2 separate regions of the Mus musculus genome follow, and region 2 is linked to region 1. A link is a contact called in ENCODE Hi-C or POLR2A ChIA-PET data. All regions are on one chromosome and are shown on one strand. Each heading gives the region's core, a stretch centred on a gene start or an enhancer-like site at or near the end of the contact. The rest is flanking DNA. Distances are from core to core; before and after follow the strand shown.

Evidence for each region. Hi-C counts contacts between places; a loop is a spot of excess contacts on that map. ChIA-PET counts read pairs that join two places held with the same protein, here RNA polymerase II (POLR2A).
Region 2: a loop to region 1 is called in a map of left cerebral cortex, with 5 times the contacts of the local background. The contact joins the promoter of Lncenc1 here to the promoter of Enc1 in region 1. A Hi-C loop is called at or near these places in 15 of 37 maps with a recorded cell type or tissue (adrenal gland, gastrocnemius, heart and 3 more). POLR2A ChIA-PET finds 5 or more read pairs at or near these places in 5 of 5 experiments (Patski and embryonic stem cell).

What each region holds. Positions count from the first base shown.
Region 1 is chr13:97,238,578-97,246,019 of GRCm38, reverse strand. Enc1 (ectodermal-neural cortex 1) reads right to left here and starts at 4,915. Exons shown (of 3, transcript NM_007930.4): 1 at 4,491-4,915; 2 at 1-1,049. The coding sequence starts at 1,036.
Region 2 is chr13:97,430,989-97,438,430 of GRCm38, reverse strand. Lncenc1 (long non-coding RNA, embryonic stem cells expressed 1) reads right to left here and starts at 3,461. Exons shown (of 2, transcript NR_110432.1): 1 at 3,339-3,461.

The DNA of each region.
Region 1 (7,442 bases), core at 3,666-6,165:
CAGTAATATATACTTTGCAGCCAATTGCACATGCGCTGAACTCTTTCCTCGGGCTGGGAATGTCAGCCTTGGGAATGATTTCTTTAGCCTTCTGGTCTACCAAGTACAGTTTGTCACACATGAAAGTCTGCCCTCCCAGGAGGAACAGGGCATGGCCAGTTTTCCGAGGACGAGCACAGAGACTGGTGACCACGCCGTCATTCTGTAAGATTTTTAGTTTGCACCTGATGGCCTCTTCCACGATCTCCTTACTCTTTCTCTGCTTGGTGATGAGTTCTTCCATCGCCACGTTCTCCATGAGATAGATGGCAGGAAGGAGGGCCAGCCTCACTGTCTGCAACAGTTCCGGGAGGTAACAGTAGCGCTTCTTCAGGTCATAGCTGATCCAGTTCATCGCAGACTCATACACCAGCCTTTCGTCTTCCGTCTCCAGTTCTTCACTGGACAGCAGCTGCACAACCATGTCCTGGGGCAACTGGAGGAAATCTTCGTTCTTCCGAATGGTTTGGAAGTTGCTGAGACACATTCTCCAGGAGAGTTCGTACAGCTTGGTGCACTGGTGGGCATCAGACAACAGCAGCATACCCAGGCAGTTGGTGGGATGCAGGTTCTTCTCTAGAAATTCTGCACACGCATCTCTGATGTCCTGGAACTCCAGCATGTCACCAGCCTCCAGGAGCGACTCAGCATTTTCTTCATTGATAATGACCCGGGAGGAGTATGCGTAGTCTAGAAGCAGCTCTAAGACTTCTGGGTGGATGGAATTGTCGAAGTTCACCTCACTGTCCTGGCTCTCTTTCAGGCCACCACTGAACATGGCTTCGAAGTAGCGGCTGCACGCAGCCAGCACTGCCCGGTGGCAAGGGAAGGTCCTGTTTCCCGCATGGAGAAGGACATCTGTGAAGAGCCGCTGCTGACGCAGAAGGTTCAGGTGAGTGAGAACGCTGTCCGCGTAGGAGGACTTATGAAACAGGTAGATGTTGATGGAGCCACTGCTGGCCCTGGACTTGCGGTTCTCATGCACACTGACTGACATTTTGTTTCAACTCCTAAAAGAAAAGAAAACAAACCCATTGAAGCCGGTGTTCTTGATGTTCCCAGCTGTAGCACAAAAGCAACAATCACTTAGACAAAGAAAACAGAGCCTTGTTGTTGTCAGTCCGCTGCCTCCTGTTCCGGGGAAGGGGGGGGGGGGCGGGGCGGGTATGGCCACTCTAGAACAAAGTCGGAGAGAACTACCTGGAAGGAGAGACACTCCTTGTAATGCTGCTGAACTATCAGAACCATTCATGGTTGGGGGGCTAGGTAGGGGAAGAGGATAGAGGAGGTTTACAAGCAGGTTTATTTAGAAGACCTGACTGACAACTTCCAACTTTCCGGACACCAGAAGTTCTTAGGACTTTGTAAGTCAGCAAAAGCTGAGGGAGGCCAGCCTCAGTCTCTCAGTTCCCAGGGCTAGGCCAGCTGATTCACTACAGGCCACTTAAAATGCCAAGCTTCCCGCTCTCATAATGCCAGGAACGTCAGGAGGCCACCGGCTTTAAAGCCCTATGCAACATAAAGCCACGTGTAAAACCAACACCTACTAATTAGAAATTCTATTAAGAATTCCTTTGGTCAGATCCAAACTCACGAATACACGCAACTACCCAACTCCTGAAGTGGCCAAGCTTTTACTCCAAGGTAAAAGAGACCGTTTCTACCTAGACGGCTCTACCACTCCAGAGCTCTAAATGCACAGAATGTAAACATTTGTGCACACTGATCCCCAGGCTGCAGTGAAAGCACGAGGTAGATGCTGGCCACAATTACCTCCCATCTTTCTGAACCTGGACAGCTTCCAAAATGAGACTTTGGCACATAAAAGGAAGAATATTTTGAGCAGGCAGCTTCGTGCTAATTTTTTTTTTCCTTCTGTTCTTCCTGCTCTATACCAATTCTTGGAAAACCATCACAAGAACAAAGGATGCTTCCGCCCACCTCTTTGATTAAACACTCCATCACCGGGACTGTTACGTACCTGCAGATGCCGCACCTGCATACTGGGAGTTCAAACTGCAAACACTGCTTTATGTAAATGTAAAAGCACACAGGGGTGTGTGTGTGTGTGTGTGTGTGCGTGTGTGTGTGATTCATGTTCCTATGTGTGAATTTTAACAGCCATTGTTCATGGAGGGCTACTGTAGAGTTTATTGGCTAGCTTTAGTGCTTTTCTAAGTACCAAAATTAGCACCAGTGGAATCTAATGCTATCTCTTTTGGGTATCTGTTGTAAGAAAACTAGGGGCCAATAATATGGACAATGTCCACTATCCATCTTAAAAAATGGAATTAACTCCCCCTTCTGACAACACTCTTCTTAGGCTCTGAAGGAGGATAAAACCTTAAGAATCTGCCAGAAGAGGTTGTTTATGGCGGTAGGATAGACTCTGTAGTTAGCTACTGTTATCTTTTCTGATGCAAACAGCCTGAACTTACAGCCCAGCTGGGTCCCACTGCTTTTCCTTCAGTCATTCAGATTTTTAATTTATATGCCAGAAATTATTAATAAATATGGCTTGCCAGATTCATGAGCTAAAACTGCAAAATCCCCCTCCAGCCCCCCACCCCCGCAGCTGTGAGGTTTGGCACAGAAAAAAAGTAACAAAGGTAGGTGTCTGATGAGACACTCGCTCTTATCTTTAGGCGAGGTAACTTGTTTTCCTCTTAGTTTTGGAATGTTACTTTCCATGCGGGGTAAACAAGACCAAAGACCAAGTAAGCATCAAACTTACAAAGCTTCAGTGTTGCGAAGCCTGCACACAGCACCCAGGACTTCCCAGTGGGTAGCGGGATGAAGAGGACCCAAGCATCTCCCCCACCTCAAGCAAAGGCTCTATCTTCTAGTCCAGCTTAACCCAATGTGGAAAGTTCTGCAGAATGACCCAGTGGAGGCATCCTCTGTGAAGACACTAAGCTTAGGAAGTGTTCAGGCTCCCAGGCACTTGCAATCTGCTTGCTTTATCCCCGTGGATGCCATTTAAATGAATGCGTTCGGTCTGAGTTATTTTGAGGAAGACTTTAAGCCTAAACCTCTAAATGATTGTCTCTAGTCTAAGGAAGCTGCCTCCTCTCGGGCTAAGAGCCAAGAAAGGAACACAAGAATCTAAGTGCTAGCAGGCTGAGCTGGAATCCCACGGGGCTGGGGAGTCAGGGTGGTATAAAACAACGTTCACAACCAGGTGTATACTTAAGAAAACAGTTTGTCTAGAAGGCCTACAGGATGTGCACCACTCTGCATCCTGTGTTTATGCTGCTGTGTTTTCTAAGTCTCCCCCAGAAAACCAGGAGGCAGAGTCTAACCTGTCACCTTGGATCCCATCCCACTGGGAGAGAATGTCACTGTCACAATCTCTCATCTTGCAACCACTGTATGATTAAAACAAAAGGTGCTCCTGAAGACCCTAGGGAGACAACGTGCTCTCTGGTTTAGAATCATGCAAACATCAAAATATCCAGACATAATTTATACATACGGTTATACAAAAAACACCTTCAACATAAAACGAATCATCCTTTCCAACATTTTTTAAAGACCCCAGAGACATAAATCTGCATGCTAAGGAAATGACCCCCAAAATGCACACATATACTTAACTTGCGTCTACAAAGAAGGCAGAGAAAAAGACTGCTATTACTGTGAACATCAAAAGGGCACCTAGTTCAGTGACTTCAGTTCACTTCCTGCTGCTTCCAGGCAGGACGTCTGCCTCCAACACTGGGAGCACCTCCATCTCTCTCCTGGTTAAGCCTGATCTCGATCCCACGAGCAAAGAAGCCAGGCAGACGTTCCCAAGCACTCACATTACTGACAACAACGGAGCCACACTATAAAGATGTTTACCAAAATAGCTCTTGGCCACGCCGTCCCCTCCAACACTTGCAACGGCTACTCTCAACACGCTGGACATGCCAGTGAGGACGACACCAAATTACAAGTCCAAGTCCACTGTTTCATCTCCACCCCGCCCACCAATTCCTACCTAGCCTTTGAAATTAATAATGTCATTCTAAAAGGCAAAAGCTTGCAGGAGAAGAAACTCGTTTTTCAGGAACCAGTTTTCATTCATTTGGCTGCAGTCAAGTGGCCGCAGGAGGAGGTCTGCGCATGGCCTCCACCGCCCCCCAAAGCCGGCTACGAGGCACCCTGGGGAACCGATCCCACGCGCTGGGCTTCCTGGAGACTGCTAGGAGCCGGGATATTATCCCCAACCTGGTTCCTCGCACCCACCGATACTTGCCCGGGCGTTACACCGCAGAGGGGAGGCAAGTTGCTCTCCCAGTGCCGTTCCCACTCCAGCGACTGTTCTGCCTCGAGAGCACCTCCTGGGCTTAAGCCTCAGCCAGGGTGGCGGGCGCCGGCTCGATGCTCCCAAGCACACCCCGCGGCCGACTCCCACCGCCCGAAACCCGGGCGCCCGCAACAGGTTTGGGGTTGCAGGGCAAACTTACAGTAGTGGCGGCTGGCCTCTGCACACAACCGGCTGCGGTTCTTGCCTCGGTCACCCGCAGGGAGCCGACGAAGGGCGTCTCTGTTCCAGGAAGCGGTGGCGATCGCCGGGGAGAAAGGAGCGCTGGGAAGGGAGGCGATAGCGTCCGGGGTAGTGGCTCCCGGGCTGGTTTCGGCAGGCAGCTGACCTCGGTCTCCGGATCTGCTGCTACGGACCTGGCGCCCCGGCCGGGCCAAGCGTCTGCCGGCGCGCGCCTAGCCAGGGGAGAGTGAGCCTGCGGCGGCCGCGCCGCGGAGGAAGGCGGTCTGCACGCAGGGGGAGGGAACGGGGTTGCGGCGTGAGCGCTGGCGGCCGCCTGGCGTCGGCTCCGGGTCTCTGCAGCGCCTCCGTCGCGCCGCTGGCTCTGAGGCTGCGGGAGCTGACTGCGCCGGGCCACCGTGCGCCGGCCTATAAGTTGCGCCCGGGAGGGGGCGCGTATGCAAAGAGACTCGCTAGGGGGAGGAGGGAGGAAGCGCGTCCACTACGCGGGCAGGAGCGGGAGGAGCTGGGGGGGGGGATGACGGGGGGGGCGGTTAGCCGGAGAGGAACTAGGGGAGTGGGGCGGGGAGCGAACGGAGACAAAGCGGACGCCCTCGCTCAGCAACGGGCAGCTGCAGCCCTCGGGGACCGGGAAGAAAATAAGTTTTAGAGGCTCGGAGGGTCTTCGCCTCCTCGGGTCAACCCCATTCAAGGCTAGGTCGGGGGCTGGGGCACCCAACTCAGGGGAAAGCAGCCCTAGGCGCTTTCCTGCGCTCGAGGGTGCCGGGATCCTAAGAATGCTCAGTGGAGTAGCCAAGGCCAAGCTGGGGATCCACCGCTCCCGCATGCACTCACTGGGTTAGACACCCCAGCGGCAGGCAGAGCCTAGTTCCCGCAGGAGCAAGGGAAGAAGCCTAGGTCTGGACCTCGGGGAACACTGCAGGTTGCGCAAGTGGACATTGGGTTACTTGCTGGCAAGAGGCCAGACTCCAAACTCTTGTGGGGGGCTTCCTTCTCCACCCCAAGTTGGTGAGGAAGCCGCGGCAGGACTCTGTCTCGCTCGGAGCTGGAGCCGCAGCAACCCCAGCTGGGTCCTGAGGGCCCACGTGTTTCGCAACCAATCGCCCAGGGCCGCTAGATTCAAAGCCAACTCCTCCAAGGAGCAGACACGCTGCCTCCTCCTGGTAGGGAAGATGTCTGTTACCTTCGGAGACTTGGCCTTTCCTGGGTTTGGTTGGTTGGTGGAGTCTGGAGTTCAGTCAAGAAATAGCGTGTCCCCCCCCCCCAAAAAAAACAACAACCATCACCCCACACACACACCTAAAGTCTCGAGGGCCTAGCAAAAGAAGGAACTCTATCCTAAATAAATAAATAAATAAATAAATAAATAAATAAATAAATAAACAAACGTGGCCACAACTGTTTATGACTCTCATTTTTGACTCTCTGTGCTGGGAGCTAAAACGACACTTTGAGTTGGCTCTTATTCGGCATTTGAGATATGTAGGGACGAATTGTATAGATTATTAGCCCAAACCCTTTATTGTGCAGGTGAGGAAAGAGAGGTCTTTGGCGATGTGAATTGCCTGGCTGGAGACCTGCAGGGCCTCAGTAGTGGCCAGGGAGTTTGCCCTATCCTCTTCATCTCCCCAACGCTTCGCCCCCAGTCTTCCTTTTCTTAAGACACCAGGCGTAGCAATGGTTTAAACCGGCGCAGGAGGCTCCACATGGCGCTTCCTGAGACCACAGACTGCTGAAACCCGCAGGGTTGGTCCTTTATCCCAGCTCCCTCTCTCTGGCTTCCTCTGCTATTGAGGCTGATAGATTTTGCTCATCGCAAAGAAAGACAGTGCCCTCTTAAGTCCTTTCTTAGCATTAACTCGTCAGCCTCACGACAGCCTTTTCAAATCTGTTTCCTATTTTAATTTTTGATAGCGTCTTGGCTCCATTTTGCTTTACAGAGCCAGGGAAAAAGCTCGAGGGATTCAAGGTAAGAACCAGGTGTGGAGGCCCCCAGGGGCAGCAAGGAGCCAGGCAGGCAGAATTCCGTTCCCAAGGAGAGAAAGATTACAACCAATAGAAAGCAAACGGATGGAAACGGAGTTCGCATCAGAGATAGGCTCTGACGAGAGGAAGATAGGAACAGGTCTCCGAGTCTTTTAAAAGCATATTTCTATGTCCTGTGGAGGCACCAAAGCCCACTACTGTGCACTTTCTGGCCCTTTTTCTTTGTTTTCATCTGTCTGGGTTTGGGTCAAACACAAATATGTGGGTTTAGGGCACTAACAGTTCATGTGTACCAGTGGAGTGGAACACTGTTCCATTAAGAAGTTAGCACATCTTCTCTTTTGACAAAATATGCCTGTCTTTCTCCCAAAGCCACCTAGAACTGCTGCTGCTGCCTGGAAGCAGTATATATACCTATGTCAGCTGGTTGGCTGGGGGTTTTGCCAGGAGAAGTCAGCTGGCAGAGGATAGATAATCGTTTCTATTGCATCTCCCACCTGGAAGTTGCAGCATCCACAATGAAGTAAACAGTGAAGTTCGCTTCTCTTTGTAGAGTGCTTGGCTAAGCAAGAGGGCTAAAAGGATGCTAAGTCCAGCTGTTAGCTGCCGCTGTATCTTTTCTACCTAATGTTACCACTTCCTGTGCTTCAAATCAAGAAAACAAAATCACAGCCTAGAAACTTCTGAAATGAAATCAGTGACCATCCACATCCCTTCCTCTGCTAACGGGAGATAAGCAACTTCCGGTGACGGAATTTGTTTATATAGGTTACACAAACCAGGAAATACTGAAAGACACAGGAAGTGAACTTATATTTTAGAAAAGTGCATGTTTCCAGTGACCCTCAGACATGAGCCAGAGTATGAAAATTCTTTCGACTGCTGGGCGGCTTCTAATGCCTTTCTCACGGCTGAGAGTGATTTGCAA
Region 2 (7,442 bases), core at 2,212-4,711, 190 kb before region 1:
TGGAGGCAGAGGCAGGCACATCTCTGAGTTCCAGGCCAGCCTGGTCTACAGAGAAAGTTCCAGGACAGCCAGGACTGCACAGCGAAAGCCTGTGTCCAAAGAAAACACCCAAATTACTAACCAACCAATAAAAAAATTCCTCATCCTTGTGAAGTAAAATTTCTATCTTCATCCATCTCCACAGAGGGCCACACAGAGAAACCCTGTCTTAGAAAACCAAAACCAAAACCAAAACAAACAAAACCCCCACTGTTGTCCAGTTCTTCAGCTTAAAGCTCCATTTCTCTGGGAATAGGTTTTGGTCTTCATAAAACTGTGTTCATTTTATAAGGAAGCAATGCTACCTTTTGTGCTGTTTGTTTCAATATCTCACTGATAAAAATGACTGTAAATTGCTCACATTTTGTTTTGTGGGGAACTGTATTATCCAGTTGTCTGTTGTTCTGGGCTTTAATAAGAGACCAATAGGACTCTGCCTTGTTAAGACATTGAATACAGAGCTGACCACCATTCACAGCTTTAGAAGGCTGGAACAGAGCAGAAAAACAAATAATTGTTGTAAAGATCTTCTGTTTGAGATCTAGCACTGTTTGTTTATTTTGTTTGTATTTGTTTTGTTGTTTGTTTGCTGTGGGTTTTTGTTTGTTTTGTTGTTGTTGCTGTTGCAGTTGTTTATTAGTTGGTGGGTTGGTTGGTTGGTTTGGTTTGGTTTGGTTGGCGTCTTTGTTTTGTGTTTTGAGGTAAGCTCTCCTTAGAGCACTCAAGCCAGCCTTGAACTTGCCTTAGCCAACAGAAGGCTGGCAGGCAAGCACATGCCACTGTACTAAGCAGCCCTGTTTCTTTTAAATAAAATGTGTGTCCCTATAATTCCAAGAGCTCCAAGAACACTTTTCTGCCTGTTCTATATCTGAAAATGCTGCATTTCAGAAGTAAGATCTCCCTGGCTCCGAGGTCCATGAAGAGAATGGAAGTCCAGATAACTCCAAGTTTTCCTGTTCATTCACACTTCCGATGTCTTAATAATTGCTTGCCATTAGTTTGTCTTTAGTTTTATAGACACATGCGCACTGATAATGCCTGTCATCAAAGGCACATATACATACACACACAGTAAGGCAGGCAATTAATCATGATCTCCCCCAAGACCTTATTTTACAGTCAGGAGCCAATTGTCAGCACACATGTTCCTAAATAAACTGACACACATACCAGCTAACAGATTAATTCACATGGAGAAGGCACCGTGGGAAGAAAACCAGTGTTCCCAGATTGCTCAAGCAGGTGCTCTCCCTATTAACATAAAGACCAGTGCTCCCAGCTCTAACCCCCTGGGAACCCTGCCTAAAATCACTATTTCTAATGCACTTGATGCCAGAATCGTTCTGCAAACCGAGAATTTGATTTATACAACCAGAATAGCACTGCTCAGGAAAAAACAGATAGGCTATTGAATCTGGGGGAGGGGGGAGTTCATTTTGGTCTCACACTTGACTCCTTATTTGTTTGATATTCACTATCTATCCCAGACATGCCTTAAACTAGAGATCAGCTCCCCTCCCAGCAGCCCCTCCCCCCACTGCCTCCCAAGTGCTGGGACTGCAGGTGTGTGCTCCCTGACTTTTCAATAGAAGGTAACCCTAAAGGAATACTTCATGTTTCCATATTTTTTTTTTGCAGATGTTGTTCTCAGTCGGGGCTCACAAGCTCTAACGTGATGAATCCCTTGGACACCGACATCTCCTGTGATGAATCTGCTCAGGAGAGAAGCTTGTGCCCTGCTCACTGCCTGGCATGCGCCTTTAGTGGAGAGAATTTTGTTAGCCTTCTTGTCTCTTTTAAGCTAGCTAGTCCTAACGTGGCCAGTCCTCCAAAGCTCAGGCGCTCCATACCTTATGGGCAGAAGAGATTGTTATTGCTTGCACTGAGCTTCACAAAGGAAATCTTTTAGTACATACTTCACCAGTCGGCCTTCCTCAGAACTGAAATGCAAAGACAGAATGGAGGAGTTGGACAGAAGGTTGCAAACATTTACATGACAAACTAGCCTCTCAGAATCCACCAGGGGAACCAGTCACCAGTATTCTAGTACTTTCCTGTCATCTACAAAAATCACTCACAGTCTTTACTAAATACGATTTATAAAAAATGGCCCCTGCAGCTGCCGCAGATATCTCCTAGGCCGGCAGAGATGGGAGGGCGGGACTCGGCTAGAGCTAGAATCCTTGCGGTCTCCGGGCTACGACCAGGCAACAGCTTTCCCAGGACGATCCTAGGAAGAAGGCAGGATGCTCCCCTGGGGAGTTCCGGGGGGCAGGGGAGCTCTGCCTGGACCTAGAGATGGCTGCATCCCAGCAGGGTGGTGACCTTTTGTTTCTACTGGTTTTCAAAGACACCAAGGTTTTGTTCTTAATTCACACGCGCGTGCGCGCGCACACGGGAGAGAGGGAAGGGGGCGGGGAAGAAGGAGTGAGAGAGAAGAGAGAATTAGGACCCAACTAATCCAGCAACAAGCTTGTCCTGGCACCTTGAGAGGTTAACCAATTTCACTCTCCTGTAACTGGAGCGAAGCCTTTCTTTTCTCCCTGAGGGGGACAGAACAGGGTCCCCTCTCTGCAGCCCCCACCCCACCCCCCAGAGACTCAGCTTTCCTGAACAATAACCCAACTGTCTGGACAGGATGGGAAACTGTCTCAGTGAGTTGGGAGCCCACCCTTGTACAAACCCAGACATGCACAAAAAGTTCCGCGTTTCACCGCAGGAAGTGAGGACGGTGGCTTCAGGCATCATTAATCATTTTGAAGCGATTATTCTTAAAAGGGAGTGAAAAAAAAATACAAAGATGCAGCTTGAGTTAGTCATGCCCAATAAAAATCAGCACTTCTCCAAATCGTATTTCCCTGAATCCATGTGGAACGTTTAAGAGCACTCTCCACTGACAAGAGTCCAGACCAGATAGGGAGTCTGTTTCCTCTGTAATTAGAACTCCCTCAAATACTTGGGACCTGACAGGGCTAGATAGGGAAGGGCGCGTGGGGTAGCGGCGAAGCTTTATTTCCTCTGCCTTCCAGCCCAGGAATGCACAACACATTTTAACAAGAAGATAAAGCAAGAACAATTTAGGGTTTTGCGTCCTCGGGGAATCTTTTTTACACCCCCCCCCCAATTGAAATTCCGTAAAACAAAGCTAAGAACAATCCTGCTTTGTCTCCTAATTGAGCTAGGGAACTGTGAAATCCCCTACCCCACCCCCATCACCTCACCAGGCCCCGAGCCCAGCAGGCAGGGGCCGGGAAAGCAGTAATTCCCAAGATTGCCTGCCCCATGGGGTGGGTGCTTACAGAGCAGGTCCATCCTGAGCGGTCATTCAAATCTGCTCACCCTTACAGGAAACACGCCCCGGTCCAGGCCTTTGAAGTAACAGTGTGTCACCAGCAGAAGGAAAGTGATCGCTAGAAAATGAAATCTACTCCATCCTTTCAAAGACATTGCATTTCCTGTGATTCCTGGGTCCAGAGGAAATGCACTCGATGAAATTGAATTAATTTTTTTTTTCCTCCTGAAGTCACCTGGTCTGCCAGAAGCCTCTCTCATCAGTTCCCTCTCACTGAGCCATTGGCCGAGTCCCCAATTTATTCATTTATTTCTTAATCGAGATATCTAGAGCAGAAATCACAGGATATATGTAGAAAACTGCCCCCCTCTTACCATGGCTCCCTCCTCACTCCTGCAGACACTTCACAGGTAAGTGAGCCTAGGGGCTGATGCCACAACCTTCCTCTCCATCCCCCGGGACCATGTTTGTCTATTTTGTTGGTCAGATTTGATTATTATTTGTCATTTTTCTCCTAGCTTAGCCCCCCCCCCCACACACAGAGTTTTTGTACAGTCCCAGGAAGACCCTTAAAAATGTGCTGAGTCACACTGACTTCTAGGAGTTTCAGGGAGGAGCAGGTATCTATCTGTAACCCTGTAGACTGATATTAAAGAGCCTAAGCCGGGTAACCCGAGTGTCCACAGGGGCATGCGGGGCAGCCTGGGGTATTCAGTCAGAGCCAAAACAGGGCAAAGACGTTTGGAAGATGGGATGTAAATGTTCATTTAGGCCGAAAGATGGTGTCCTGCAGTGCAATTAGGACCCAGCCTGGGAAGTCAATGCCCCAGCGGCTAGAGGAGAGAGCTGAAAAAGGAAACCCGCAGCAGAGATGGCAGATGGGTAAAGAGTTACATCATCCAGAGAGGGCAGTCAGGTAAGGAAGAATTTTAAGGATATCAGAAAGACTAGATTGGAAATGGATGTTAATATGAATAGTGTTCAATGGATAAAGATAAATACAAAACTAAGCATTACTCTGTGTTGGTTTTCAGACCGTGGACAAAGCGTTGAGGTGCATATTTAACATACCAAAGTGGATCTGGCCTTCAGGTTCTCCCAGCATCCTTCAGTCTCAACCTGGGTCTCTACCTACCCTCTACATATCCTCTACACATTCCGCTGGCATATCTCCCTCCCTTCTGTCTCCCTCCCCACGGTGACTTTCCTGGCCTCTATCCTTGGGATCGGTGAACTCACTAACCCAGGAAAGGTTTTCCAATAACCTGCCTTTAGATATACTCTAATCTGGCTTAATTTGGCTCGTTTCATGAAATAACTTTTGCTTGTTTGTTTGTTTGTTTGTTTGTTTGTTTTTCGAGACAGGGTTTCTCTGTGTAGCCCTGGTTGTCCTGGAACTCACTCTGTAGAGCAGGCTGGCCTCAAACTCAGAAATCCACCTGCCTATGCCTCCTAAGTGCTGGGGAAATAACTTATTGCTCTGTAATGAAGTATTTAGGAAAAAGGGATGCTAAAGGGTGATATTTTCAAAGTTTCATGTATCCCAGGCTGGCCTCATACCCACTGTGTTGGATCTTGGGACATCTTTGAAGTTCTGACCCTCTTTCTCCTGCTTCTTGGGTGCTGGGATTGCAGGCACATCCTAGTATACCATACATTTGTGATGGATCTAAGTGGAGGTCTTCATCTGTGCTGGCAAGGACTCTCCCAGTGGAGCCGCATCCCTGGCCCCCAGACACTGACTTTTCAGTACCATCCTCTATTCCAGGAAACCAGAGCCTCCTGAACAAACAACTGAATCCAAAACAGAAACTTAGAAAAAGTCAGATGAAGATACTATCTTGCTATGCCAAAAAGGATGCGCTCAAGAAGAAAGATAGAGATGTTAAAGGAACAAACATCAGCCTGACTGAACTCCCACTGGCCACTGAAGGACAATATGAGCATCAAAAAATCATACTATTAGTAGATGAAAATTCGTTGGATGAAATGGGCAACTATGAATTCATTCTGAAGCCAGAAACCGATTGGAAGCTTGATGCAGGGCAAGATCGGGGTAGGGGGATGGGAGTGGGAGAGCAAGAGCCTTCCCTGCTAAATGCTTAACAGATTCAGGAGAGAAAAGAATGGCTTTTAGCTAAGGAAGCCTAGCAGACAGGAAGCTAAAGGAGTGGTCACCAGGAATGTCATCAGCTTTGTGATCTGTGCCACCTGCTAAGACACTAAAGAGAACCCCAGTCACTTCTAGACGGTCTCTCTCCAGAAGGCTCAACCCAGATCTGATTACAAAAGCACAGAGGCACAACCTCAAGAGCAGGTGGATGGTAAGGCCATTGTCGGTCACAAAGCAAGGGGAGGTGCCTAAAGAGATGGCTCAGCAGGTAAGAGAGCTCGCTGCTCCTCCTGAGGTTCCCAGTTGCCATGCCGAGTGGTTCACCACTGCCTGGAACACCAACTCCAAGAGTAGCCCACCAAAGATCCCAGACACCATTTATAGACAACGGAAAGTCTGTTCCACCCGGCCGGTACTATACTCCACAACTCCGGTACTATACTCCAGTACTCCAGAATTCCAGCCAACTAGTACTATATTCCAGTACTCCGGAACTAAGTGTAGCCCTGAGCACTTAGACCAAGGGGCTTTTAAAAGCAAAAAACTGCATCCTGGCTTCTGGCTGGGCAGCTACAGGGGTGTTCCACAAAAGCAAGCAGTTTATCCCAAGCTTAGATACCTGGAGGGGATTCTGCTGAAGGAAGCAGTTTAACAGAAACTAAGTTAGCCAGGGCATCTTGACCTCAGGTTCCTAGAATAGAGTTCTGTCAATTTCCCATGGGAGTCTCCATCAAAGAGATTAAATTCTGCAAGAATACAAGATGCAGGATCCTCTGCAGTGCCTTGCCCTGTCACATGAGGAATTCCTTTTCTGGCCTGTAAGAGTAACTTTGTACAAAGCATGTATATAGACTCACATAACACACATAAATAATAAAATTAATTTATAAAAGGGACGAGGAGGAACCATTTACACTGTACTTCACCCTTGATGTGAGTTTACTATTGCTTCAAATTAGTTTGCTTGTTTGTTTGTTATTTTATTTTTTTTTGAGACACAGTCTCTGTGTAGCTCTGGCTGCCCTGGAACTTGCTCTATAGACCAAGTTGGCATCAAACTCAAAAATCTTCCTGCTTCTGCTTCCCAGGTACTGGGATTAAAGTCATGCATCACCACCACCTCTGTAAATTATTTTACATTTTTAAATAAAAAATATAAATGTATGAGCAACAGAATAGGCAAAGAGTGTGGGAATTCATTCTTACCTGTACCTAGTACATGCCTAGTTCACGTGAGCGCTTAGTAAATGTTTACTAAATTAAATGTTTGAAACATTCTTGGCAGCATGGAAAGTGTTAAACCTGGGGGTTAAAAGAAAAAGACCAGTTCCACAATTTTTGAACCAAATTTTATAGCAAGCTTTAATTAAATACTGGCTAGGATGATGAAATCTGGCCAAGTCCATTCTGGGGTTCCCAGGAAATGAGACTAATTACATTTTGCAGAGGCTTAAAAAGGCAAAACCTTAAGGCCACCATATTCCCCATCAGGTCCAAGCAGGGGTAAATGTATATTTTAATTCAATCAGGGGCAAGCATATATTCAACGTATTTCCTGCCTACTTACCTCCCTCCTACATCCAATCAGGGCCAAGTACATATCCTGATGCATTTCCTGCCCCTCCTGCGACATGTGATCAAGTACACCCAGTGCAACTGAGTCAAACACGTTTATTTAGAGGAGTGAAAAATGTGTGCTTTGTTATATCCCATAACCAATAACCCCAGCATTCCAGGAAGTATCTGTCCTTGGGCAAGTGGGGCTTACAGGTTAACTTTGGCCCTTACAAAGGAATCAGACTGTCATGGGATTTATATTCATATATTTTATTTCTTACGCAGCTGCAGCATTTAATATGTGCCCAGCATTGGTCTAAACGTTTTCTAAGGGAATGGAAAGCTGACTCAGCAGTTAAGAACAGGCATTGTTCTTGCAGAGGGCTAGAGTTTTGTTCTCCAGTAAGTCTGTAAGCCTCTAGTTCTAGTGGAATCTGATAG